2 separate regions of the Mus musculus genome follow, and region 1 is linked to region 2. The links are chromatin loops, found by intact Hi-C in ENCODE. Cell type or tissue: gastrocnemius. All regions are shown on one strand. Links, peaks and the distances in the headings refer to the core of each region. The heading gives the core; the rest is flanking DNA. Region 1 has its middle 14 kb from the start of Cbfb. Region 2 overlaps Cbfb (core binding factor beta).

Region 1 (10,279 bases), core at 1,671-6,670, 49 kb after region 2:
CTTCTGTCCCAGGAGATCTCCCAGCATGCCTTATACACGTTGATTCTGTCATGCAAGCAGCTCCCCTACACAGCTCACAAGGGCTCATTCTCAAGAAAGCTTCATCAAGTGCAGCTGTTCTCAATCTGTGGGTGGTAACCCCTTGGGCAAAACTCGATCTCTAAAAATAGTCACATTACGATTCCTAACAGTAACAAAAGTACAGTTAGGAAGTAGCAACAAAAACAATGTTATGGTCAGGGGTCATCACAACATGAGGAACTGTATTAAAGGGTCACAGCATTAGGAAGGTTGAGAAACACCCATGTAGTGCCAACTCTCAGACTTCACCCAAGTTTTGTCTACATTAGACTCTTTCCAAGAAGAAACTGAGGGGAAGCCACCTTACAAATACACCTCAAGACCCTTACAATGGGGTTAAGGTTGTAGTCTGCAGCAGAACATTTTCTGAACATGGAGGCCCTAGTTTTTATCCCTGGTACTGTAAAAAAAATTCTTGTTTTAAAAATTATTTATTATTATTATTATTAATTTATCTGATTTTTTTTGAGACAGGGTTTCTTGAGATAGCCCTGGTTGTATTGGAACTAACTCTATAGACCAGACTGGCTTTGAACTCAGATTCTCCTGCCTCTGCCTCCCAAGTGCTGGGATGAAAGGCATGCACCTCTACTCCTGTCTCTTGTTTTCTTTTTTAGGACCATCTTGGAGGTTGGGCCTGGCAACACATTCCTGTAATCCCAGTGCTCAGGAGGTGGAACGCAGCCTGAGATCCAGGAGACTGTCTCAAAATTTAAGTTCGATTTAAAAAATGCTTTGGAAGAGACAGCCCTTTGGGAATAACAGAGGTTGTCTGGTCTGAGCTGAGATGCTACCTAGTGAAATATAGGCATTCTCCAATGCCTTCAAGGTAAAGAGGGAAGGGATTAATTACTATCTTGCTTTGCAGCTCATGAGATAAAGACTCAGAACATAAAAACCGAGTCATTCAAAAGGCACCATAGCCAGGTAGACCCCAGAGAGATCAAGAGGATGAAAGAGTCTAGAAGCTGAAGAAATTCAGTTTCTTAATTCTCTTCTCTTCTCTTCTCTTCTCTTCTCTTCTCTTCTCTTCTCTTCTCTTCTCTTCTCTTCTCTTCTCTTCTCTTCTCTTCTCTTCTCTCTCTCTCTCTCTCTCTCTCTCTCTCTCTCTCTCTCTCTCTCTCTCTTTCTCTCTCTCTCTCTCTCTTTTGCTGGTGAGGGGGATGGGGTCTTCTGTACCCAGGGATCCTAGGCTGACCTTGAAATCAATAAGTAGCCAAGATGACCTTGAAATCCTGATCCTTCTGTCTCCACCTCCCAAGAGCTGGGATTAAAGATGTGTGTCACCCTGCCTAGTTTACTCAGAGCTGAGGTCTGTCTGAACCTGGGCTTTCTGGAATGCTAGGCAACCTCTCTACCAATTAAACTACATCCTTTTAATTTGTTGAGGAGTAACCCTATTCAGAGCGTTTTATTGACTTACTTAAGATCACAGGACTTACTAGTCAGTTTCTTCACTTATAAATTGACAACAGACGCATCTACTTCTATCTACAAGGTCTATTTTGTTTGCAGACTTAAAGTGGTGCTGATGCAGCTTAGTGGTAGAACATTTTTCTAGTCTACATGAGGTGATACATTTAATCTCCAGCACTGAAAGAAGAAATCACAAAACTGGCTTATACAGAAAGAAGTGGTCCTGCCCCTAGAGGTGTTGCGGATGTGGTTGTGTGTCACGTATGCATCAGTAGGTGGCAGAGAGGAGGGAGGGTATGTCTTGGCTAATTGTTCTGACCTGAATCATTCTGAACATCTGAATGACTAATAGCCCAACATTCTTTGAAAAAAAAAAAAGTGATCCCAAGACGACCACCAAACCAGCTCCATGGGGCCTGGGTGGGAAGCTAGCCCAAGATGACCAGCATGCAGGCCTGGTGGGGTAGACCATGACAGAGATAACCCCTGCCGGACACCATAATAGACAAGCAGGGCATAGCACTCCTGAGACCACTCCTGAGATGATCCTAGCCACTCAGAGGCCCCAGGTTTCACCAAGAGGAACAAGTAAGTGGTGGAGAGATGGAAGAAGAAAAAACAAAAACAAAAACCCAGAATGATGTAGGCACAGTGAAGAGAGAAAGAACTGGAGACTCAAGGGTAGTGAAGAATAGCCTTACGTGAGTAGCTGGTGATGTCTCCCAGGACCATGGTGTGATCCTGGCCTGTGCTGCCACCAAGGGCCACATCTGGGTCCATGGCTGGCCTGGGCTGCTGCCGGAGGACATGTTGATGTCTGAGGCCTCACCCCTCACCTGCAGACTGTGGGAGATCTGGTCCTGGGGGTGGGGGTATATGAGAACAAGAGAGCTGACCCTGCTTCTATGAGCCGCAGTACTTGGGAAAGTAGGCCCCACAAACTGCTGGAGTTGCAGGTAAGCCAGATTCAAGGATACAAATGTGGGAGAGCTGGCCCCACCACTTGTCTGCCCTGTGATGACATGGGTGAGAGAGAGATGCCTCCACTTGCCCTTAGAGCAGGCAAGAGAGCTGGCCCTGAGTGAATGAGTGTCCGTACCCCTCACCTGTTACAGCACTTGGGAGAGCAGGGCCTGCACAGTGCCTGGGCAGCAGGGTAGAGCAGGGGAGCCCAAGAGCTGACCAGCTCAGACACCTCTCAGGCCCAGAGTTGATCCATCCCAACATCTACCCCGTGGATGAACTGCTGGTGTTCATAAAGGGGCCTGGTCCTACAGATCCAAAACTATAGGATTTCCATGACACACGGCAACAACAGGATATCTGAGAAGAGTTCCAGTGAGGACCAGTATTGATAGAGTAGCAGAAACCAGAGGCCTGGTACCACACCAACGAGTCATTGCAACGAACATTTGCAAACAAAGAAGTATGGAGAAAGGGTGCACTGTGGGACACGGTGGGACACACTACAGTTTCTACAACAAGATTTTTTCCTGGGGGGGGTGGAGGTTGCAAGGATAGAGGGTGGGTACAAGGAGAGGGGGAGATGAGTGGGATTGGGGTTCATGATGTGAAATTCACAAAAGAACCAATAAAACCTTTAAGAAAGGGGTGGTGGTGGTGATAGCAGGGTATGTGGTGCATGCCTTTCATCCCAGCACTTGGGAGGCAGAGGAGGCAGAGGAGGCAGGAGGATCTCTGTGAGTTTGAGTCCAGTGTGGTTTACATAATTTTACATGTATGGGTATTTTGCCTGCCTGCATGTCTGTGCAGTACCTGTGGGGGCCAGAAGAGGTTCTCAGGAACTGGAGGACTGAGAACTGAACCTGGCCCTCTGCAAGAGCAACACGTGTTCCTTCCTGAGCCATCTCTGGAGCCCTGGGAACTTTTAGAAGTTCCCTCTGACTCTGAAAAGTAACAGAAGGTCTAGCGAAAATCTTATAAAGTGACATCAGCAGGGACAAGCAGAGCAAACCTGGGGAGTTCGTGTTTGCCTGTAACACAGGGATGAGTCAGTGACCTCCCTCCTGTGTAGGCAAGCTAAGAACAGCGCAAGTGCTCAAACCAGACCGAGGTTCTGGAAGGTGCTGCTCGAGGCCCCTGCTGCTTTCACTGTCCCCTTCAAAAGGTCCTCCCGAGTTAAGTGACCTAGCTGACCAGAGATGAACCAGTGTGGGTGCTCCGGGCGAGGTGGTTACCAATGATTGTCTAATCAGAACTTTCTCTGCAGGCTGTAATTGATATGCGTTTATGTTGGAAGTCCTGCTGAACAAGAGATGAGGGCCACCATACATGCAAGGCCGCGGGATGAACACAATGAGAACAGCGCCTCCTGGAGGCGTGTACTGGAGTAGCACCTCTGTCACCCATACTTGAGGTTGGTGAGGAGGAATCAGAACCACCGATTCTCCATGGAGACAGCCTCCTGGCTTCTCACATTAGACCCACTCACTACACGTTTGGTTGTGGTACAGCTGCATCATCACTCCTCCTGATGTGCTTGTGATGTATTGGTCACATAAAACACAAGCGGGTCAGGGTTTTTCCTGACTGAGAGGATTGGAGAAGATCACAGGCTGCGGCTGGAAATCTGCCTCATTCGCTAAGAGTGCATCTTGCTCTATTGGAGGATCTAAGTTTGGTTCCCAGAATTCACATCACGCAACTCATGATCACCTGTGACTCTAGGATCCCAACATCCTCCTCTTCTATCCTACTCAGATTCTCATGCGTCTGCTTGTACACACACACACACACACACACACACACACACACACACACACAATTTTTAAGAATCAGAGTAGAGGCAACAGCTATGTTAAAACCCAGGATCCCCACCCTGCCCCTTTCTGAGCACCGTGGTTTGCTATGACTCGGGAGGGGCAAATTCGTGGTTTTGAAAGATCCAGCAACTGAGTTTTGGAGTCCTGGGCCTGATTGATGTCTTTGGGAGGCTATGGAGGCAGCACTAGCCTTTTCCCCCAGGCTGGCAGAGCTGCTCCTTGGGCAGGCGCCATGAATCAACCATAGGCACCTCTGCCATGTTGATAGATTTTCCTGCCACTAGTGTTAATTTCCTGAAAGCCCTTCTTTCCCACCTTCAGCCTCCCCATCAAAAAGAACAAGATCTGTAATGGTCTTAGGATCCAAAGAGCTGCAAGTGATAAGGCTTTGTAGCTGGAAGGAGCTTAGGCCAGAGTCTTTTTTTTTTTCTTCAAGATTTATTTACTTATTTTATGTATATGAGTACACTGTAGTTGTACAGATGCTTGGGAGCCTTCAAGTGGTTGTTGGGAATTGAAATTTTAGGACCTCTGCTTGTTCCAGTAAACCCTGCAGACAGCTTCAGATCTCATTATGGGTAGTTGTGAGACACCATATGGTTGCTGGGATTTGAACTCAGGACCTTCAGAAGTGATCTTACCCACTGAGCCGTCTCGCCAGCCCCTTAGGGCATAGTCTTGTTTCACCACTGGGGCTGTTTCTAGTGTACAGATGAGGAGAGGCAGGCTATGGGATGCAAGAGACCTACCTGAAGATGGAACCAAGGTCACGTCCAGACAAGAACACAGTGTTCCCAGATTATGCTTAGGAGCCATGGGGAATCCTGCTCTACATAGTCATCTAGACTTAGCCTTAGGGGTTTCTTTTTCAGGGCTCAAATAGACCCCCCCATATCTCCCTCCCAATGGCTCTCCAAACAAATCCCAAGTTCAAGCCCCCTTGACCACAAAGCTGGTGGTAAGAGAGTCCAGTCCAGTCTTGGTTAGCTTTCCCTGGGATAGCACGTGGCTCTGCCTGAACTCCCTCTTGGGGCTTTTTATGGGCCTAGTGAATATTGGATGAGGTCTCCAATCCAGGGGAAGATCATAAGAGTTTCTAGGCTAGACTGTCTAAGAAAACTCTGGCCACAGTGGCTCAGGGTTACTCTGCTTGTATGGAGGGCTGAGGTTGGTCAGAGCTGACCCCTTTTGCCCTTACCCATAACTCTTTAGGAAAATAGTGTATCTGGAAACCTTCTTCAACTTCTGTTTCCCTCGAACGTTCCCAAGTTCTAGTCATCTACTTTGTGAACGTGCTAGCTGTAAGAGATCAGTTTTGGCTCAAGACCCCAAAGACTATGTTCTCAGCACAAAGGAGACTTATTTGCTCCAGAGGAACAGAGGGCAGAGAATAAGAGACAAAGACAGGAGATACAGGAAGAGGGAGAAGGGGAAGAGAACAAGAGAGAGGGGGCAGGGCTATTTGACAAAGAACTGCCTCTGAATAGAGAGGAGACAGACTTGGCACACAGGAAAGTGGTGGATTACAAAGGTAAAAGAGGAAACCCTGTGTTAGAATGAGGTGTTTAATTTTAATTGGCCATGTTAATTAGGTGAGCCAAAAGGGACTTTTGATTGCTGGATTTCAATGCTTTGATAGCTGGACCTTGGTAGTTGGCCTCAAAAGAAAGAAGTAGCTAAATAAGGGAACAGACCTTGGGGGCTGGCTTTAGGAATGTAATCTAACAGTGTTTAGCAAGGCAGAGGGAATAAGGGAGAAGGGCAAGGTCTGCCAGAGCCATGTTTGCCAGGCTGGGCTGGCCAGACAGAGTCCCTTTGCCAGTTCCAGTCTATAAAGAATAAACTCACTGTCCAATTCTGTACCACAACCTCCTTGGGTCAGCTCTCTCCTATTCCAGTTCTTCTACATACTTATGCAACCTCCAAGATCTTTCTGGAAAGTAACTATGCCTAGGACGTGTTCCTGTTATGGTCGGTCCCCAGTGCTTCAGAGCAGGGTCTATGCTTCCTGCAAACTTACGGACCTGGTATGCCAGCTGAGCCACACTGCTGGAAATGAACAAGCCTGACTCAAGACCTCTGATCCTGCTGCCCCCCTCTGATCGACAGAGCTCCCCTCTTCTCTCGTGTCTGGTCTTTCTACCTTTTCTTACTAGTCCTTTTAAATGCTCCTTCTGAAAGCCCTTCTAGACTCCCCGGCCCCACCCAAGTTTGGTGTTTTCCTCTGTGGTCCCATAACCGTCCAGCCTACGCATTCTAGCATCCTCTACACCCAGACTCTGTTAGTGGCCATCCAGGCTAAGAGTCTGCTCACCTGCTGCTACCTTCTTAGCGCCTAGGCACTATTCTCTGCCAGGTTGGGTTGTTCTTATTCTCTATCAGTCTACCTATGTGCCTGTGTGTTTACCAACCTCAGTCTCTTTCCTTTGATGAAAGGAAACTCAATGACTTTCTTGGCCAGTCATTCCGTTGTCCTTTTATCTGCCTCTGTTTTTTTCCCTCATTTCCCACCCTTTAATTTGCTCTTGCTCTATGAAGTACCCTAGGCAGTCTCATTGCCACCATGTGTCTTCATTAATCCATCTCCATTGCCAGTCAGTTTCCCAGAGGCATGGATTCCTTTTGACACAGTTAATGGCACTGGCACACAGAAAGAGGTGCCCCAACTCTTTAAGTGATCCTCTCTTCCCCAACAGTCCGGACCCGCCCGGCTTGAGAGAGATCACTTGCGGAAAGAGCAAGGCAGGCACTCACTCCTTCCCTGACTGAGGCCAATCTGAGAGGAGTGTGGGCATAGAAAAGACCACTGCGGCCAGGCCTCAGCCCCTCCTGCCCAGGCCCTTGTAGAACCTATAGGGAAAGAGAAGTGCTGCCCAGCATTCTCTCCAGCTAACCCACCTTTCCTCCTGAATCCTTTCCCACTCTTTCTTTGAGGACTTTCAGCTCCTACCATTGTATGTCCTAGGCATTGGCTCCATCATTATAGGGCTCCAGTGTGTCCAACAGCAGTTGCAAAGGTCATGTTAGAAGGACCCTGATGTGTTTGGCGCTCCATACCAGCCGCCACTGCTCCTTTTCCCAGCTCCTCTTTACCTGGTGCTTCCTTGCATCTCAGGGCTTTTTACTAGGTTAGGGTCTAAGCTAAAACTCCTGGAACCTGCAGACCCCTGGAGGCAAAGTCTGATCCCAAATTCCAATATATATAATTTAATATATGCTTTAAAATACATATGAATATATTCAAATATATATTTATACAATATACAATGTATAAAATATATATTTTAAGATAATATATTAATACTTTACATATGTTATATAATATAATGTATATAAATACATACAAATATATTTAATTTTTATTTTTTAAAGATTTAATTTATTTATTATATGTAAGTGCACTGTAGCTGTCTTCAGACACACCAGAAGAGGGCATCAGATCTCATTACAGACGGTTGTGAGCCACTATGTGGCTGCTGGGATTTGAACTCAGGACCTTCGGGACAGCAGTCAGTGCTCTTAACTGCTGGGCCATTCTTTAGCCCTATTATATATATGTGATATATATATATATATACACCACACACACACAAATGTATATATACGTATACGTATATATATTCAGGGCAAAGGACCTAGGGAAGGAAGTCTATACATTCATTTAGTAGTGTTGAAGACCTTGATTGAGCTCCTTTCTGCCTTCTTTACTGCAGGAAGAGCAAGAACAAGAACGTACTGTGGGTTTTCAAAGCCTGGTTCTGCCATGGTCACCATCAGGGAACTGATTTGCACACTGCTAACCCAGACCCAGAGAAATGATGAGGGTCCTGAAAAAGCTAGAATACACCAGGTGTCTCAGTGGCAATTCTAGGACTGTGGTTGTATGGTCCCAGTGTTCTAGCTGCTGCAGGATGAATTGATGACTGGCTCCAAGGCACAAGAGGTGGGAGGCTAAGGAGTCCTCCCAGTGGCGTCCAACCCTCTTGCTCTGCCACCAGTCAGCCGCTGTTAAGTTCCAGGCCCAGGCGCCCTGGAGTCCGCTCTGGCTCTGGACAGTAGCCAGCGACCGGATCCATCACTGCAGTTGGCATGAGGCCAGATGGCTGGTCCCTCGGAGCTCCCAGGCAGCTGGCACTGTCGGTGTGCCGTGAAGGCTAAGATCCGCTCCTGATTGCCGGAGCCTGATGCGAGAGGAGGAGTCAGTTGCGGTGCTGCGGGGCCAGCGGTCAGCGGGACTGGTGGAACACTAATTGGTCCTTTCCCAGCCTGCTTGGCTGTTAATTGCTCCTTTGAGTGTAAAGGTGTCGGAGAAAAAGGGGGCGCTGCCTCCAGAGCCGGAAGCCAGAAGCCAGGCTCCAGCCCCAAGTTGGGCTTTGGAAATGCCTTCGAGCGGAGGCGGTGGCTTGTATCTGTAAAGGGTTCACCACCCCTCCGGGGTTGGCCAGCAAAGGTAAAGAGACAAGAGAACGTAGGCAGAGTGTGCGGTGTGGGAAGGGGCTGGTGGAAGACTGCACCTTCTTGGAGGGATGAGGAGAGTAAGGAGCCAGCTATCCACCTGGCTCCCTTCCAGGTTGCCCATTGGTATTCTATGCTGGAACCCCAGGGGAGGTCGAAGGTCCTAGAGTTTCCCGGAGCCTTTATTATTCTGTCAGCCACAGCCAGGTTGGAGTCTGAGCTCTTATTTATGCGCTCAGCGGTACTTCCTCTAATTTGGAGGATAAACACCCTTCTTTAGGCCTAGGTGAACAGGCCTACAGAGGAATATTGAAAGAGAAAATAAAGTTGCGAGTAGAGACTCAGGTGTGCAATCCCGCACCTTGGAGGCCGGATTGTTAAGAGTTCAAGGCCAGACCCAGCGCTCTCATATTGGATTACAATATGAGACCCTATGTGAAGAACAGGATAAATAATAGGTGCTGGAGAGGTGGCTCAATGCTTAAGGGCACGTTTTTTCTCTTGCAGAGGACGCAGGTTTAATCCCCAGCACCCACATGGTGGCTGCAAACATCTGTAATTGCAGTTTCAGTGATCCGATGCCCTCTTCTGAAGTCACACATGCTGCATACACATGCAGGCAAACACTCATATACATAAAAATTTAAATACATAAACCTTTAAAAAATAGAATAAATTAAAAAAAAATTAAAGCTCAGAGAAGGCAGGCAGGCTTCATTCAAGGTCACAGAAATAAATATAGGACTTTTGCAATGGGATTTTACAGCGGGAGAAGGGAGAAATTAGGCTCAAATTCCAATATAACATAGGTTAAGTGGAAATTTATAGTTAACAGCAGTGTGGTGAGCGGGTGAAAAAATATTAACAAGAAGTATTAGAGGTTCTGGCTAAAGGTATCTAACAATTCTTCAAAACAATGTACATTTATTTTGTGTGTGTGTGAGTGTCTTGCCTGCATGTGTCTGTGCGCTCCTTGGTTCTTGCAGAGGCCAGAAGAGGGCGTGCTGAAGGAACTGGAAGCAGAGATGGGTGTGCTGGAAATCAACCTTAGGGTCTTCTGGCTTGGCAGCCAGTGCTTTTAAATGCTGAATCATCTCTTCAGCCCGATTATCTAAAAAGTTTGGCTGAGGACAGGTCCAGGTGCTCAGACATCTCCTGGAGGATGTGTAGGATGAGGGGCCTCCATTAGTTATGAGCTATTGAGTCGGGGGTGGGGGTGGAAGTGGGGGTGGGGTGTGGATCCTCTGGTTAAATTGACTTGGCAGGGCTCTTGCTAAAAATGGACCTAGTTGAAACAAATGCAGAACCTTCAAGTGTCTGGCCTCCCTGAGAAAGCACAGGGGAGTCTGAACTGAGTCAATGAAATTACTTTCTTAGAGGATGTATCAGTCTACTTTCTGTTACAGTGGAGTGTTACACAAGTGTGGCTGTGTTTGTCACAGTAACCAAGAGGTGGAAACAACTCAACTCTTTTTTTCCTCTAACAACTCAAATATCTAATGGAATCTAAATATCTATTGATTGATCGCTAGATATAAATATAG
Region 2 (10,279 bases), core at 1,869-6,868:
CCATGGAGAAATGCTTTAGTCATGAAAAGAGCTGCAATCCACTGAGTATGTACATATAGACAGATATAGTCTCCTCATACTTTATATTTGGTACTTGGCGACAAGTTAATATTGAAGAGGTCGGGCTTCACTCTCACTATATAGCAGGTAAGACTGCAACATGGAGGGGTTAGTGATGCCTACACACACAGGGCAGTAAGTCTAGAAAAACCTAAGTGACAACATCCCTAGCCAATGCTAAGGCTCAGAGATATAAAACCTAAGTTTTAAGTTCTGAGTTGATGCATTTCCCTTGTAACTCATTAAAAGGTTAAAGCTAGGTCAGAGATGGTTCAGTGGGGAAAGGCACTTGTTGACAAGCCTGAATTCAGCCCTTAGGACTCATATAGTGCAAACAGGGAACCAATTTCTGCAAGTTATCCTCTGACCACCATATTATACACACACAAATACAGATGATGATTTTTTTCTTACAAAAAAAAAATAAGGTATTTTGTGCAAAGTTAAATGTGCTGAAAATAAAAATACTGAGGAGTTTAAGATAAACAGAGGCCAAGTTATCTATCTATCTATCTATCTATCTATCTATCTATCTATCTATCTATCTATCTATGTCTTTCAAGACAGCGTTTCTCTGTGTATCCCTGACTGTCCTGGAACTCACTCTGTAGACCAGTCTGGCCTCGAACTCAGAAATCTGCCTGCCTCTGCCTCCCAAGTGCTGTGATCAAAGGCGTGCGCCACCACTGCCCGGCCTGAATTATTATTTTTGCTTGGACCATACAGTCTCTAAAAATAAAACTCACATAATACTTTTGTTTTATTTCCAAGTGGTTTCTAATCTAAATCTTCTGAATATTCTGAATATTCAGTAATTATTAATTCATTCTGTGCTATCAAAAGTAAATACTTACTAAAACTTCATAATCCAGCCAGAGAGAAGCATTTTGTAGACAGTGCTAGGGAACATTTGTTGTAGTGCCTTGTGGCCAAGTAATTTGCCAATAGTACTTTATTAGCTTAGGTCAAGAGGACAATTCAACTAAAGGCAGTCTCTAGCAACAGACAGTACATGAACTGCTACTAGACAGGCAAGAGAGGCACTTTTCCACCAAAACACTTTCCAGGCACTCTGCAAGCCTAGGAAACTGCTATCTTTGTAGTCAGCAGAACCAGGCAAAATTCAACTTTTTTGGTTGCTTGGAAACTGTCTTATCACTACCACCAAAAAGCCAAAATCTAAAATGTTCTGGCAACATATCTTTGTGTTTCAGTCTAAAATTAGAATAAGCCCACTTACCTAGCATAACAGATACATTGTAAGTCACACACTACATTCCATTTAGCCTCCATGAAAAAGGACAAGTTAGTGAGACTCCAGGAGAACAAACAACTTTTGAATTGCCAGAGAAACAGCAGTAAGAGAAAGAGCTAGCATTAAAACAAGGGGTCAATTATATACTGTGGTAGTCTGAATGAAAATTGTCCCCATAGGGAACTGTCTGAATACTTGGTCTCCAGCTGATAACAGGGAGGATTAGGAGGCCTGACCTTGCTGGAGAAAGTCTGTCAGGCTTTAAAAGACTCCCGCCATTCTGAATTGGCTCTCTCTGCTTCCTACTTTTTAACCAACATGTGAACTCTGAGATCCTGCAGCTATGTCTTTGTTCTATCAGACTCTCCTAAAACTTCTAAAACCCTAAGGCCAATTAAACATTTCCTTTTGTAAGTTGCTTAATGTTATATCACAGCTATAGCAGAATATGTTGATTCTACATATCAAAGGTCCTCAAGCAATCTACTGCCAAGTCATGTCTGAGGCCCTGAAAACACTGCAGGAACCCCAGAGGGAGATCAATCATTTCTTTTCTTTTCTTTTTTTTTTTTTTTTGGTTTTTCAAGACAGGGTTTCTCTGTATAGCCCGGGCTGTCCTGGAACTCACTCTGTAGACCAGGCTGGCCTGGAACTCAGAAATCTGCCTGCCTCTGCCTCCCAAGTGCTGGGATCAAAGGCGTGCGCCACCACGCCCGGCTGAGATCAATCATTTCTATTGCTTTGACTTTTCTCTACTTTACATATTGGGGCACAATACAAAATTTAAAGGGGTTTGCTGTCTTAAAAAGTAGCCTATTTACCACAGGATGTAGTGGCATATGCCTGTAAGAGCAGCATTTGGGAGGCTAAAGTGGGAGGATCAGATGTTTGAGACCAGCTTAGGCAACATAGTGTTACTCCCTCAGCAAAACAAATCAAAACAAAGAAAGCTAATCTGCCAATTACATACAGAACACAATTAAAGAATCTTCTGCTCATTATTCTGTGTTACACCAAGGACAAGTTTTCTATTTCTTAAAACAAAACCCAAAACATTTATTTTATGTTTTGTCTGCGTGCCTACACACATACATGCATGCTGATTCCTGGGGAGGCTAGGTGATACCAGATATCCTGCAGCTGGAGTTACCTATGGTTGTGAGTGCTCTGACACCCAAAGTAGCTACAGAAAAATCAAACTCTAGTCCTCTCTAAGAGCAATGAGCCCCTTATATAGAATTTTCTTTTTTTCCTAAATAAAGAACAGATGCATGTTGATACCAGACCCATAAAGTACTAAGAATATACAGTCAAAGATAAGCCCTCCATTTAGAAATTTTTTAAAATTTAAAATTACATGTATCTCTGTATGAATTTGTGCACATTAGTGCAGGTGTCCAGGAAGATCAGAGGCACAAGACCACAATGGCTCTGGAGGTAGAAGGCAGTTGACATGAGCAGCTGACATGGGTACTGACAATCAAACTCTGTAAAAAGTTAGCATTCTTAATTGCTGAGTCATCTCTTTTCAGCCCCCTATGGCTTATTTACATGTATGTGTGAGTTTGTGAATGTATGTGCAGGTTCCCATGAAAGCCAGAAAAACATGTCAGATACCCTGGATCTGAAGGTTGCTGGGAACCAAGTCGGTGCTTTCCAAGAGCAGTCTGTACTCTTAACTGCTGACCCATCCCTCCAGCCCCAGTAGCTCTTCATTTTGCCACCCATCCCTCATATCTGATTTCTACTGGTTTCCTGTTTCAGTTTACATTATCTACTAGAGAACTATCCATATTCAAACAAACATATTCATCTTAAAAATACTTATAAGATATTACACATAAATTTTTATCTCATTTTTGAGGGGGGGGGTTTCGAGACAGGGTTTCTCTGTGTAGCCCTGGCTGTCCTGGAACTTACTCTGTAGACCAGGCCGGCCTCAAACTCAGAAATCTGCCTGCCTTTGCCTCCCGAGTGCTGGGATTAAAGGCGTGCGCCACCATGCCCGGCTACATCTCATTTTTATTTTAAGATTATTTAACAATATCTCATTAAGGTTACTAAAATGTGTATTTTTTTTTAGATAGGAAGTACTTAAAATTTTTAGAAAAAAGTTTATCATGTGTCATATCAATTAAAAGGTAGAAAAAAATACTGTACTACTGAAAGCCTCTTCCTGAAAAGACAGAAAAAAGAAATGTTAAATCTTACTGTGAGTGATGGAAAACAATCTCAGCAGTTTAGAGATGGAAAGCTGGAAGCATGCACGTGGAGCCTTATGCAAGGAAGTTCATATTAAGACAACAGAGACAAACTGAAAAGCCCTAAGACACCAACCACCTGAAGTTCTGCTTCCCTCAAACACAGCACTAACTTTAGATACACATTAAATGCTCATGAGTATTATCAATGCAACTTTAGTATAGCAAGGCTAGAGAGTTCAGTTATTCAGGCAGTGGTGGACAGCCCTAAGCTTCAGTGCTGCCAAAAGTCTCAGGCTTCCAAAAATCATTACCCAGTGCCACCCACGAACGAGTTACCGCTGTTCCCTGGCTCTCATTTCCAGTCAGGCATCAGGACCACCCACTAGAACCAATATTATTCTTTTCTGCCTCAGTCTTTTCTATTCCAGGGAAAATGATTTCTAACGTCCCCTGACAGATTTTATTTTTCAGCTTAATCCTCTCTACTTCCTACTGCTAAACTATATTTGTGCAGACACCCTGTTTCAAAAACTCTGGCATAATTTCTTGCTCTTTCGTCTGCCAGCAGACTGTTAGAAAGGGAGCACGTCAGTTATCCTGGGGGTTTTGTTTTACGTGAATTAGAGGAAGCTTAAATCCCAACGATATTTGATTGTGTGTCTGTCCTTGTGTATTTTGAGACAGGGCTTCACTACATAACCCTGGATGGCCTGGAACTTGCTATGCAGATTAAGCTGGCCTCTCCTCCTCTGCTCCATAATGGGTAACCATACCCAGACCCAAAAAAGTTTAAATTATAGGGAGGAAATGTTTTCTTCCACTGTTGCTTTTTTAAAAAGAGGTAAAGAGCAAGAAAGCAAACTTTTAGAAGTACTCATAGGTAAGACAGGAATATAATGGAGAAGGGCAAAAAATATATATACACAAAACACAAGACACACGGACCACAAAGCCCTCTTCAGTTGCCAGTGTGTACTCTGGAGACAGATTCCAGCCCAGAGCTTTTAGATGACAGTTCTTTAAAAGAACTAATATTTCAAATTATTGATATAAGTGACCAGAGCAGTCGTTCTTAACGTTCCTAATGCTGTAATCCTTTAATACAGTTCCTCGTGCTATGGTGACCCCCAACCATGACATTCTTCTTGTTGCTACTTCATAACTGTAATTTTTCTACTGTTATGAATTGTAATGTAAATCTATGATATGCAGGATATCTGTTATGAGACCCCTGTGAAAGGGTTGTTCAACCCTCAAAGGGGTTGTGACCCACAGGTTGAGAACTGCTGGACTAGAGGCTCTTAAATCATTGATGAAAATTTAACTGTTTTTTCTATCTTCGAGGTCATAATGCTTTAGTGCCTAATACACTTTAGAGAACTAAGAGGATGCTCCACCAGACAATTCAATTAGCTGGAGCCAGCAGCAGGGAGAGCTTTTAGCACTAAGGAAGCACTTTAGAGCTATTAGTTCTGCTGGCACACATGGGCTGAGCACTGTATTAAGTGCTTTCTAAGTGTTTCTCATTCAATTCTCACAATTTCTTTCTGTGATAAAACTGGGGTCTCAGAGACTGGGAAGTGACTGAACAGGAATGTGGACTGAGCCTGACTACAAAGCCCAGGCTCTCAACTGCAGATCTGCTCATGGAATACCTACCTGAATGACACATTACTTGGCACCTCTGTCAACAGGCTTTATTTTTGTTTACAACCATCAAAAATCAAAATCAAAATATGTTCAAGCGACAACACTGTAAACTAAAAAGAGTACCTAAGTACTTATTAAAATAGACAATCTGTGCTGGGCACAGTGGCACACATTTAATCCCAGCACTAGGAGATTCTCTGCCAAGAGTCTGGGCCAGCCAGGGCTACACAGTAAGACCTGTCACAAACAAACCCTTTCTCTAGTAATTGAACCTAAGGTATATATGAACATTTCCTAAGTTCTATTAGTTCTCAGTTATTTCTTCAAGTATATTGCATGTATTTCAGAAAGACTGACCACACCCTCTGGCTTGACAAGTTCCATCCACTATTCGTTCATTCCTTTGCACAGAAAAGTCTTCCCCAGTCTGCCCACCCGACAAGCACACTTCTTTTGAATCTCTCCAAGTGTATTCTGTGACGTGCCTAAGGAGAGCCGACTGTTACATGCTCCACTGAAGTGCTTTAACATAAGGTAAGCAACACTGCAGTTGCCTGTTTTTACATCCACTTTCTGTCAAGTCTGAAAGGTGTGCACACCTTTAGTCAATTAATACAAATCAACAAAGTTAGGTATTTTTATTAAAATCTTTGCAGAAGCCGGGAGTGGTGGTGTACTTTTTTAATTCCAGCACTTGGGAGGCAGAGGCAGGTGGATTTCTTTGGAATTTGAGGCTAGCTTGGTTTACAAAGTGATTTCTAGGATAGCCAGGGCTACAGAGAGAAACCCAGTCGCAACGCAACGCAACGCAACGCAACGCAACGCAACGCAACGCAACGCAACGCAACGCAACGCAACGCAACGCAACGCAACGCAAAGCAAAGCAAAGCAAAGCAAAGCAAAGCAAAGCAAAGCAAAGCAAAGCAAAGCAAAGCAAAGCAAAGCAAAACACCTCTAGCTCTCAGACAGGACTAACTGTTTTTTGGAAGATGTTCAAAATGGAAGATGTGTTTACCAAGTAAACACAATGGAGAAACACTATGGTAGATAACTCAGGGGACACAGAGAGTAAGGTCTTCTTCATTTTATGGGATCTCAAGGAAGGGATGGGCAGATATATTTACAGCCCTTTCAACATACAGTTCAATAAATGCTTACACAGACCTAAGAGGTAGCTGGGAGGGCGGCACATGCTTCGACCCCCAGCATGTGCAGGCTGGAGTCAGGAGGAGCAATCACCCAGCTCTGGTTCTGCTATACAGCGAGTTCCTCAGGAGCTTGTGCTAGATGAGACCTTGTCTCAAAAACAAACAAAACCCCAAAGCAAACAGACAGAAAAAGTAAGGGTGAGAGGGGCAGGAGGAAGGAAAGTGGTCCAAGTCAGGAGGAGAGGCAGAGGGAAAATAAGAGAGGAAGAAATTAAATGCTGTGGAAATTCCAAAGCAGAAGATGGTCAAGACTTGAGAAGGGCTTGATGTAACTTAAGGTGCAGTCTGCCTGATGAATGGGGAGAAAAGTACACTGCACAGAGTACAACAGGTAAAATGATAAGAAATATAAGATATAAGATCTGTAAAAACTTCCCACAAACTGCACTGTGGGTTCTGGGAACTGAATGTTCTTAAAGGCTAAGCTGTCTCTTTCATTCCTTGCCACCCTGCAAAGCCAGTCAAATTTGGTAATGGGAGTGGTGTACAACATTAGGGACATGAATATCAGCACTGACAACCCATTACCATTGGATTGGCGTTACTGGCTTTTTTAAAGTTGGTGTTTCCTGAGCTGTGGGTACAGAAGAATGAAGGAACAGGTCTGAGCTTGAGCTCTGGCCGGGAAGAGTCAGTGGGAGGAAAGGTAGGCAGAGGGAGACAGAATTCGTATTCCCAAGAATATGTTTAATTTAAAAATAGTTAAATATTAACTTTTTCAACTAAGTCCATTTAAATTAAGAAACAATTTTATACATAAAGACTGAACACAGGTACTGCAACCATACAGGAAGAGAAGGAAGTAGTTATTATACAAACTGAGATAATGATTACTTTTTAAAAAAATTTTATTTATTATTATATGCAAGTACACTGTAGTTGTCTTCAGACACACCAGAAGAGGGAGTCAGATCTTATTACAGATGGTTGTGAGCTACCATGTGGTTGCTGGGATTTGAACTCAGGACCTTCGGAAGAGCAGTTAGTGCTCTTAACCGCTGAGCCATCTCACCAGCCCAATGATTACTTTTGAGTAGAATAAGGTTATAATCATACACGCATACAAAGGGGATTGGTATGATATCAAGGTTTTATTTTGTTATCTTGAAAGTAGTTATAAGGATATTAGATCTATAGTAATTCGTCAAGACTACGTATTTCTTCTATGTAGATATAATCTGTACCTTACTTTGTAATAAATTAAAAATTTTTAGATTTATCTCTCCAATCCCTAAATAGATACTAAATAATCCTGTTAAACTCCATTCTTGGGGTATTTGAAAATAATAAGCTGTCCTCTCAACTCAAGAGTTACACAAATGATGAAGACTATTCTGTTTCAAGATGGTCATTCCCAGTGATATTCATATGATAAAGCAGCTATGTACCCTTCCTCAGGCCAGGGTTAAATGTGAGAAAATAAAGCAAAGAAACCTACCTTTGTAACTTTCAACATCAAGGTAAATATTCATAAAGAAGTAGAAAATAGTACTTGCCTTTAAGGATTTTTTTGTAATGTTTTATATTACTGGTTATAAGCCTGGCCTTTAATGCTGAGCCATCTCTTCAGCATTTTAGCAATGTTTACATGTTTTGATCATGCTCTATATTAACAAGAGACACATTTTATATGTAGGTGTGTGATGGCTCACACCTGTATCCTAGTACTTAGAAAGTGGAGGTAGGAAGAGGTGGAACAAAGATATTTCAATCAATGAATTAAAAGAAAAATATACCTTATTTTGTATATATAGTAAGACTTTTTTTGTGAAGACCAATAAATGAGAATAAATGCAACCTTTAAATTAGAATAATTACATTTTATAGACAATTGCATAAAATCAATTCAAGCAAGAATATACAATTTTAAAAAATAAAAGACAAAGTTAAACCAATTAAAAACATTATGCACAAACATCAAAAACACAGCCTGAGAGTTTGGGGAAAGTACTAACCAGTTACTGCCAGCAGCTGTGAAACTCTCACCTCCATTTCCTCCCGGTGAGACCTGTCTCTATCCTCAAATTCTCGAGTTCTTCTTCGAGCCTCTTCAAAGGCCTGTTGTGCTAATGCATCTTCCTGCTGTCAGGGTACATGAAATAATTATTTTGATTTATGTAAAAAAAAAAAATTGAATTTGGGGATTTTTTGGAAAGAATCCAACCGAAGAGTAATTCTTAAAATATCAGTATTAATCAATCCCCTCCATCCCGCACTAATTTCAGAGGTACTTTTATTTTGGAGTGAGGGTCTCGTTATAGCCTTGGCTGGTCTGAAACATAATCCTCCTGCCTTAACTTCTCCAGCACTGGGATTACCGACATGTGCCTCCTCATTCTAACAGGAATCTGAACCATCTTTGTAACCCTTCTTACCTCTGTAAACTAAAGTAGCACTCTACCTATTTGCTGCTTATATTTTTGGAATCTTCATTTCTATAAACACTTTTCTAACTTGGAACCCAAAGAGCTGTAAACTCGATTATTTTAAGTCCCCCAAACACCGCCCCTGTTCCATTCTGTTCTGGCACCTCAGAGCTGCCCCTGCGATCCGTGTGTGTGTGTATAGCTAAAGCACAATGTGATCACAATGACTCCTAACCTTAAATGCTCCCTTACTGTTACTCTCTTCAGCATAAAATGTTCAAGCTTTGCCAATCACGTACAACTTAGTATGCACTTATATTTTTGATGATTTGCAGAAACTAAAAGATACAGAATACCCTCCCCGCAAAAAGAAAATAAAAAAGCAGCCATCAATATTCACTTCCCTACAACAGTACAAAAGTTGGCAGTGTAACTCACTTCTGCCAATGAGGTAACAGCAGAAGACCCAATGGAGGCTGGTGAGATGGCTCAGTGGGTAAAAGCATCATCGCGTGCTCTTCTGAAGGTCTGGAATTCCAATCCCAGCAACCACACCGTGGCTCACAACCACCCGAAATGAGACCTGACACCATCTTCTGGTGCATCTGAAGACAGCTACAGCGTACTTATTTATAATAATAAATAAATCTTTGGGCCAGAGTGAGCAGGGACTGAGTGAGCGGGGCCGACTGGAGCCAGCAGAGGTCCTAAAATTCAATTCCCAACAACTACATGAAGGCTCATAACCACCTGTATAGTTACAGTGTACTCACACACATAAAAATAAATAAATCTTAAAAAAAAAAAAAAGACACCTAATGAGGTTTTCAAGAAGGCTATGTAAGAGAGATTTCACTATTCTTTCCTGGGAACTGATATAGTGTTCAGAGAGTTAGCAGCCATCTAGCAAATAGGACAGAGCCGCAGGCTAGAGGCAGCAGGAAGATGAAAAAACCCAGGCCTCTGATACTGTAATAAATGTTATACCAGGTCTGACTATGCTAGCTATCTTACTATGTGCAATCAATTAAGTTAACAAGACTAACGCTTATGTTTTCACACTCTGTAGAGGCCTTTTATTTACATCCAGAGTTTTTACATCTCTAGAAAAAGAACAACAAGATTTTCCCTTCTGTGTGTCTTCCTCTTGTTCTTCATGGTCCATGACTCCAGCTGAAGTTGTCAGTACACTGGAGCCAGTGACAGGTGAGAGCAGATTGTTCCGCTATTTTCTGGGTCTTTGAGTTGCACATTAAATCTAGGGCTGATCACTTTACACTTGTTCAACCAGCCTGTGAAGTTCACCATGATTTCCCCAGCTTGGCTATCATCAATGACATCAGATTCTGCAATGTAACCACACTTCATCATCACAGTTAGCAACTGACTCTTGACTTAAGAGCATGGTCTGAAGACCTGGTGCCTGCCTCTTTTCTCAGCATTGTTGATGCTTCCAGGACTTTCATGCGCACCATGCTGAGGGCAGGGAAAGATGGCAGAAAAACATTTCCAGTGCCTGTAACCCTAAAGATATGA

Evidence for each region. Peaks named below come from ENCODE experiments on the same cell type or tissue, not always from the same donor. Only the 100,000 strongest peaks of a DNase experiment are listed, where the experiment ranks them.
Region 1: it touches region 2 in a loop (2.8-fold over the local background); 14 of 42 quality-filtered maps call a loop at or near these places.

Annotation. Positions count from the first base shown.
Region 1 is chr8:105,151,302-105,161,580 of GRCm38, reverse strand. It overlaps the pseudogene Gm51414. Among named protein-coding and RNA genes, the nearest start is that of Cbfb, 14 kb to the left of the region's middle. In gastrocnemius, for the core only: a CTCF peak has its summit at 3,844 (motif pointing left); a DNase peak (open chromatin) is centred at 6,108.
Region 2 is chr8:105,200,632-105,210,910 of GRCm38, reverse strand. It overlaps Cbfb (core binding factor beta), which reads right to left. Exons shown (of 6, transcript NM_001161458.1): 5 at 8,333-8,459. It overlaps AI225912 (a long non-coding RNA gene), which reads right to left. Exons shown (of 1, transcript XR_001778641.1): 1 at 9,484-10,279. Among named protein-coding and RNA genes, the nearest start is that of AI225912, 7.7 kb to the right of the region's middle. In gastrocnemius, for the core only: no CTCF peak of the experiment used is centred there; a DNase peak (open chromatin) is centred at 3,835; H3K27ac peaks cover 390 bases.